Regions from separate parts of the Homo sapiens genome. Here all the other regions are linked to region 2. Evidence: chromatin loops called from intact Hi-C (ENCODE). Cell type or tissue: HepG2. All regions are shown on one strand.

Region 1 (2,500 bases), 610 kb before region 2:
TGTCTTAGTCTATTCTGTGCTGCTATAAAAAATACCTGAGACTGGGTAATTTACAAAACAATTTATTTCTCGTGGTTCTGGTGACTAGGAAGTCCAAGATCAAGGCACCAGCAGATTGGTTGTCGGATGAAAGTTCAGTTTCTGCTTCATGCATGGTGCCTCCAGAGGACAGGAACACTGTGTCCTCATATGGCAGAAGGTAGAAGGGCAAAAGAGGAAAAACCCTTTTTTTTTCTTTTTTTTTGAGATAGAGTCTCGCTCTGTCACCCAGGCTGGAGTGCAGTGGCTCGATCTTGGCTCACTGCAAGCTCCGCCTCCTGGGTTCATGCCATTCTCCTGCCTCAGCCTCCTGAGTAGCTGGGACTACAGGTGCCCGCCCGCCACCATGCCTGGCTAATTTTTTGTATTTTTTAGTAGAGACGGGGTTTCACCGTGTTAGCCAGGATGGTCTTGATCTCCTGACCTCGTGATCTGCCTGCCTTGGCCTCCTAAAGTGTTGGGATTACAGGCGTGAGCCACTGCACCCGGCCAGAAAAACTCTATCAGTTCCCTTTATAAGGGCACCTAATTTCATTCATGAGGGAAGGGCCCTCATGCCTAATCACCTCTTAAAGCCCTGCCTGTTAATACTATCGCACTGGCAACTCCTGAGTTTTGGAGGGTGCACATTCAAACCATAGAAGTGGGATAAGCCAGACACTTGGGTTTCCTATGGGTCCTCTCCATTTGGTTTTCCTGTTAAAGATTTAAAAGAGCAGAAACACTACTTTATTAGAGAAAGGGCATTTGAACTTGGCCTTTGAACATGGCAGGATTTGGCCACTTAGAGATTGGGGGTGCCATTCCAGGTAGAGAGAAGAGCAAGGAGAATGGAGAGCACTTGGCATTTATGAGAATAGTGAGGGTTCATGTCAGGTTACATGAAGCTGACTCATGACAAATTAATTTGGAAAGGCAGGTTGTGACCAGGCTAAAGGCATCTGGACTTTGCTCTAGAGGAAATGTGAAACCATTGCAGATTTCTGAGCAAGCTGTTGGCCAGAGCCGTGCTTCGGGGCGACTCACAACAGTGGTAGGAAGCTCTTTGGGAGCTGGGAGAGAGAGAGAGAGAGAGAGAGAGAGAGAGAGAGAGAGAGATGGGAATCCAGGGGAGAACAGAACAAGTGAGAAAGCAGCTGCATTGCGGCCCAGGCTGGGGTTGCTGGTTTCTGGAAAGGGGGTAGTGTTGGGGGAGTGGGGAGAGGGGTTAAATGTGAGCTTCTGAGGAAGTACAGGAGGGGTGAATTCCACCATGGAGAAAGTATTCAATAACAAGCCTACAGAGAATTTGAGGAAGGTGGAGGAGTAAAGGACAATGATGTCCTCGAGAAACCTGCTCATGAAACCTGCTCAAGAAACCTGAGGAGGCAAAAGCCTGATTCTAAAGTGTGAGAGAGCAACAGCACAACCTGGGGAGGTGGGGTATCAAGTCCGAACCAAGGGTGAAGGGCAGGGACTCAGGTGCTGGAGTGTTTCAATGTGGATCTTGGGGTTGGCACTTGCTTGCTGAGTTACCTTGGGCAAGTTACTATGTGGTCTTAGTTTCTGTAAAATGGAGATCATGATGTAACCACTTGGTAGGGCTGTTGGAAGGATGGAAGGAGTTCAGAAACAGAAAGCTCCCAGCACAGAGCCTGGCCCGTAATAAACAGTCTATGTGTTTGCTATCACGAGGGTACTTTTAAAGAAATTTAGTGCAGATGAGTATAAATGAGACGTGGAGTGAGTAGCAGAATCAACACAAGGTTTTTCTTATAATGGATGAGAGATTGTAAAACACATTTGCATTGGGGAGAAGGACACATGGGAGAGGGAAGAAATGGAAGACACGGAAGATTTGTTGGAGGCAAATTTAGATCCACGACAAAAGTACGGGAGTAAGTGCATGGGGAAAACTTAGTATTGGAGGGAGGAAAAATGGCCTCACTTTGCACTTCGAATAACATCTACTTTCTTTACCTGGTCCTCCAAAGGCCACCAGGGCCAGCCTCTGGCCTGTTTCTTTAGCCGTAACTCCTCCATTCTCCCCCGCTGCCATTTGCACATCTTGCATTTTCTCAGAGCTGCCAAGATGGTCGTGGCCGGGCCTTCCTCTAGCTAGCCTATCTTCCTGCAGAGCCCTTCCCTCAGCTTCTTACTTGGCTGAATCTGTTGTCTTACCCAGCTCTCACTTTAAATTCCGAAGTCCTTCCCTGACCGTCAGGTCCAAAGTAGCCATTCAACATTCCTTACATTACCCGTTTTTCCATCTTTACATGGCATTGATCTTCACTTGGTGATTCCTTGTTTATTTATTTATTGGTGTACTGCCTGCCTCTCTTCACCAACGTATAAGCTTCATTACAGCAGAGACCTCTTGCCTGGTCATCACAGTATCCTTGGCTCCTGGCACATGGTAGGAGCCCAGTTAAACGTTTGTTGAATAAATAAATGAATACATCCTTCTGTAATATGTGAGAAA
Region 2 (2,500 bases):
CCCTGGCTTACTTAGCAAGAAGGGTAGGGAAGACCAAACTCTGCACTCTTTTTTTTTTTTTTTTTTTTTTTTGAGACGGCGTCTCCCTCTGTCTCCCAGGCTGGAGTGCAGTGGTGCGATCTCAGCTCACTGTAACCTCTGCTTCCCAGGTTCAGGTTCAGGAGATTCTCCTGCCTCAGCTTCCCAAGTAGCTGGGACTACAGGCGCCCACCACTATGCCCGGCTAATTTTTGGTATTTTTATTAGAAACGGGGTTTCACCGTGTTAGCCAGGATGGTCTCCATCTCCTGACTTCATGATCTGCCAGCCTTGGCTTCCCAAAGTGCTGGGATTACAGGTGTGAGCCACCGCACCTGGCCTGTGTACTTTTTATCCTATCCGTTTCCTCCCCAACAAGAAGATTGTTCTTGCAATCACACTCCTTTTTCTTTTTCTTTTTTTTTTTTTTTTTTTTTTTTTTGTTATGAGACAGAGTCTTGCTCTGTCGCCCAGACTGGAGTGCAGTGATATAATCTCGGCTCACTGAAATCTCCACCTCCCAGGTTCAAGCAATTCTCCTGCCTCAGCCTCCCGAGTAACTGAGATTACAGGTGTCCACCACAAGGCCCAGCTAATTTTTTTTTTTTTTTGTATTTTTAGCAGAGATGGGGTTTCACCATGTTAGCCAGTCTGGTCTCGAACTCCTGACCTCAAGTGATCTGCTTGTCTCGGCCTCCCAAAGTGCTGGGATTACAGGCGTGAGCCACGGCGCCCTGCCCACATTCCTTTTTCACCAACTTTTCCTCTATTGAGTTATTTCCATCAACGTGTAAACTTATTATTTTTCTGATCTTAAAATGAAATACTCAAATTGTGATGAATGTAAAAGAAAAAAAGAGATAAAATTTTCTTTGACCCACTTCTCCTTATAGCTTATCTCATTCCTCTATATACCACTTTACAGCAACACTCCTGGAGTAGCCTTTACTTTCCCTCTCCAGTTCCTCTCCTCTCATTGTTACTTTCATGTCAGAGTGCTTTTTGCCTCCACCACTCCGCTGAACAGCTGTTGTTAGTAGTCCTAACAAAATCTATTTGCAAATGTTTGCCAAAGTCCAAGAGTGTAAACTTAAAGCTGCATGCTAAAATGTCAGCGTAAAGCAGGTACACACACAAGTACGCGTCACCGCCAACCTGTTCCTTTACCTGGCAAACCTTAGAAGGAGCACGTGAACAGTGTGCCAACTTTCAGCTGTGGGCCAGCGGCTGGAACCCTCACCTGCATGTTGAGCTGCTTATCATGCAGGGCTCTCTGCAGCTCCAGCAGGCTCCCCTTGAGCCTTCTCAGCTTTCCAGCCAGCTGCTCGGCCTCGTCCTTGGTGTGAGCTTTGCCCTCCAGCAGCAGGTTCTCATTGTGGACTGACAGTTCTGATAAAGCCACCACCTTCTGCTCTATTTCCACCAGCATATTCTGCAGCAACAGAAATAAGAATGAAACTCACACATCTCCCCAGCCTCTGCAAAGACTGTTTCCCACAGTGAAATACAGCCCTTTGGAGTCTTTTACGAAACGGACAGGCTTTCATGATTTTTTGTAGTTTTCCCACGGCCTTGACGAGTAAGTAGTCTGTAGGCTTTTTTTTTATATTTTTTAATTTATTTTTATTTTTTTAGACAGAATCTCACTCTGTCGCCCAGGCTGGAGTTTAGTGGAGCGATCTTGACTCACTGCAAGCTCCGCCTCCCAGGTTCACGCCATTCTCCTGCCTCAGCCTCCCGAGCAGCTGGGACTACAGGCGCCCACCACTATGCCCGGCTACTGTTTTGTTTTTTAGTAGAGACGGGGTTTCACCGTGTTAGCTAGGATGGTCTAGATCTCCTGACCTCATGATCCGCCCACCTCGGCCTCCCAAAGTGCTGGGATTACAGGAGTGAGAGCCACTGCACCTGGCCCTTTTTTGTTTTTGTTTTTTTTTGAGGGAGGGTCTTGTTCTGTTGCCCAGGCTGGAGTGCTTTGGCATGAACATGGCTCACTGCGGCCTCCATCTACTGGGTTCAAGGGATCCCCTTGCCTGAGCCTCCCATGTAGCTGGGATCACAGACATGTGACACCACACCTGGCTAAATTTTTTATTTTTTCAACAGAAACAAGGTCTCACTTTGTTGCCTGGGCTGGTCTCAAACTCCTGGGCTCAAACAATGCTCCCACCTCAGCCTTCCAAAAGTGTTGGGATTACAGGTGTGAGCCACTGTGTCTGGTGACTTTTAATTGTCTGTTATGGTATTAGAGGGGTCCATAAAAAATTTGCCTGAGCCTCTCAATTTTTCTTTTCTTTTCTTTTTTTTTTTTTTTTTTTGAGACAAGGTCTCCTCTAAAATGGAGACTAAATTAGAGAAAAAGAAAAATAGCCTTTCTTCTTCCTAGATAAGACTTAAAACAAAAAACAAAAAAGACTAAAAAAAAAAACAAAAAAAAGTTTTACTTTCCTTATAAATCATTGTTTTTATGTTAATTCTGCAC
Region 3 (2,500 bases), 61 kb after region 2:
TTATTCTCTGTTGCACATTTGTTCATCTGTCTTACAACATGCTGAATTATTAATGTTTTGGATATGTCTTTGATCTGCTTCACTGGTTTTTGAAGCTGTGTAATTTGTTTCAATAAATCATTTCTGTAAAAATAAATGGGTTACATTGGCTGGGAATGGTGGCTCGTGTCTGTAATCCTAGCACTTTGGGAGGCCAAGTCAGGTGGATTGCCTGAGCTCAGGAATTCGAGACCCACCTGGGCAACACAGTGAAACCCTTTCTCTACTAAAATACCAAAAAGTAGCCAGGCATGGTGGTGTGTGCCTGTAGTCCCAGCTACTCGGGAGGTTGAGGCACAAGAATTGCTTGAATGTGGGAGGCGGAGGTTGCAGTGAGCCAAAATTGCGCCACTGTGCTCCGGCCTGGGAAACAGAGTGAGACTCTTTCTCCAAAATAAAATAAAATAAAATAAATGGGTTACATCGTCTTTTGTAAGGATTTAAAAACAGATTTGATAATATTAAAGAGAAAAACCTTATTATTTTGACATTTTTTTCCTGTGAATCATTTTACTGTTCTGTGAATATTTAATAAATTAAATACCAAAACTAAGTCTTATTTTTCTTTTAAACTCAAGTGTGGGCCAGGCGTGGTGGCTCATGCCTGTAATCCCAGCACTTTGGTAGGCCAAGGAGGGAGGATTGCTTGAGCCCAGGAGTTCGAGACCAGCCTGGGAAACACAGCGAAGCCCTGTCTCTACAAAAAGTATAAAAATTAGCTGGGTGTGATGGTGTGTGCCTATAGTCCCAGCTATTGGGAGGCGGAGGTGGGAGGATCACCTGAGCCCAGGAGGTTGAGGCTTCAGTCAGTGATGATAACGCCACTGCACTCCAGACTGGTTGGCAGAGTGTCTCAAAATAAAGAAACAAACAAACAAACAAACGAGCAAACAAACCCAAATGTGTTTCATGGAAGAGTTTAAGGCTGCAGTGGCAGCAGCCGGGAAAATACGCCTCCAGTGCTGCCATCTGTCTGTGTGGGCCGGTACTGCTAGCTCATCATAGCCCAGACAGTTTCAAAATCCTTCTGAACACCACACTTTACCAATGAACTAGAAGGATTGTGACAGATGGCATGCTCTTTGACATCCTTGATATAATAAAGAAAGGGTCAAGAGCCCCTTTCATATTAAGTATTGCCTAAAGAAAAAGGTGGAAAAGGAGAAAAGAACAAAAAAAGGTGTGGCAAGATAGGAAAATTGAGAGAATGGTCATTAAGGAGGAGAAAAAAGAAAGGTTCTAATGGGCAGCGAATGAATGGGACTAAGTGATTCAGTCCCAATCTGATGTCATCAATGTCAGGATGTGCTTAATTTTCTATGAGTTAGCTGAAATTCAAATATCTATTTATTATAATGGCTGTAGAACCATTACATACAGCAAGAACAAGCCAAGAGCTATTTTCTTTCAATCTCACATGAAACATTCAAGCAAGAGAATATAATAAAACAAACAAATTCAATGTGATTTTTCATTTTCTTACCGTTTGCTCTGTTTGTTGAATGTCTTTTGCTGTGGTTTTCACCGAAGCATTTGACAGGTCACACATGGAGCAAAGGAGATCTAGGTAGGTCCTTGCCTGCTCTTGCAAAGCTCTGAAGTGTTTGACCTGGAAAAGGCAGTTATCAGAGTGAAAGAGATGCATCAGCTATTTAGATAGCAAATACTTGTATCATTTGGAATATTCTGTTGACATTTCAAAAATAGTCTTGCTATGCTCAGTGTTTTCACCATTGTGTTCAAGTGACATATATTAGTGACTCACAGGAAAAAATTTAAATCACCAATGGGGATTTATTTGTCCACCATTTGCTTCTCCTTGTAAGTAAAGTATTCTGTATGGTCTGGGAAAGGGGAAAACGCAAGAAACTTCTATAATCTTTCCAGATTATTTGCTCACATGCCAGCTTATTTTCCATTCCAGAGAAAGAATTTGTAGCCTACGCTGTCCTGCCTCTTAACATGCTTTTGCATATCTTAGAGACAGAAGGCAAAGGTCCGTGAGTTGGTAGGTTTCATTGGAGTGAGGTTAAAACACAGATGTCTGGGCTTCTTTACTTTGCAGGAGATTCATCTTGTATTATTCTCTTTCCACAAGCCCAAGAAAGGCTTCTCCAGGTGGATCTTTAATCTATTTATAGAAACAAAGAAATGTGTTTCTTTGCAGATGCGCAGATTCTACTCAGGCTCCATTTTAGATACTGGGCATAGAGCAGCCCATAAAGCAAAACCCTTGCTCCCAGGGAGTTGACATTCTTAGGAAGGAGATAAATAATATATAAATAAACAAACTTGCACTGGGATGTTTAGTAGTTTTAAATATCATGTGGGAAAATCAAGGTGCTAAGCAGATAGCGTATGAGGAAGAAGGACTGCCACTTCAGGGACAGTGTATCTCCCAGGCCCCTCTGAGGAAACGACCTGAATGCATGGCATGGCATAAGGTAAGAACATTCCAGGC

Evidence for each region. A loop is a pair of places that touch in the nucleus more often than their neighbours do. Peaks named below come from ENCODE experiments on the same cell type or tissue, not always from the same donor. Only the 100,000 strongest peaks of a DNase experiment are listed, where the experiment ranks them.
Region 1: it touches region 2 in a loop (12-fold over the local background); 31 of 110 quality-filtered maps call a loop at or near these places.
Region 3: it touches region 2 in a loop (5-fold over the local background); 10 of 110 quality-filtered maps call a loop at or near these places.

What each region holds. Positions count from the first base shown.
Region 1 is chr6:151,668,053-151,670,552 of GRCh38, forward strand. It overlaps a transcript of ESR1 not described here. Among named protein-coding and RNA genes, the nearest start is that of ESR1, 140 kb to the right of the region's middle. In HepG2, no CTCF peak of the experiment used is centred here; a DNase peak (open chromatin) is centred at 999.
Region 2 is chr6:152,276,831-152,279,330 of GRCh38, forward strand. It overlaps SYNE1 (spectrin repeat containing nuclear envelope protein 1), which reads right to left. Exons shown (of 146, transcript NM_182961.4): 98 at 1,259-1,450. Among named protein-coding and RNA genes, the nearest start is that of SYNE1-AS1, 100 kb to the right of the region's middle. In HepG2, no CTCF peak of the experiment used is centred here; a DNase peak (open chromatin) is centred at 1,101; H3K4me3 peaks cover 588 bases.
Region 3 is chr6:152,337,719-152,340,218 of GRCh38, forward strand. It overlaps SYNE1 (spectrin repeat containing nuclear envelope protein 1), which reads right to left. Exons shown (of 146, transcript NM_182961.4): 75 at 1,523-1,648. Among named protein-coding and RNA genes, the nearest start is that of SYNE1-AS1, 42 kb to the right of the region's middle. RefSeq lists a silencer at 909-1,038. In HepG2, a CTCF peak has its summit at 1,005; no DNase peak of the experiment used is centred here.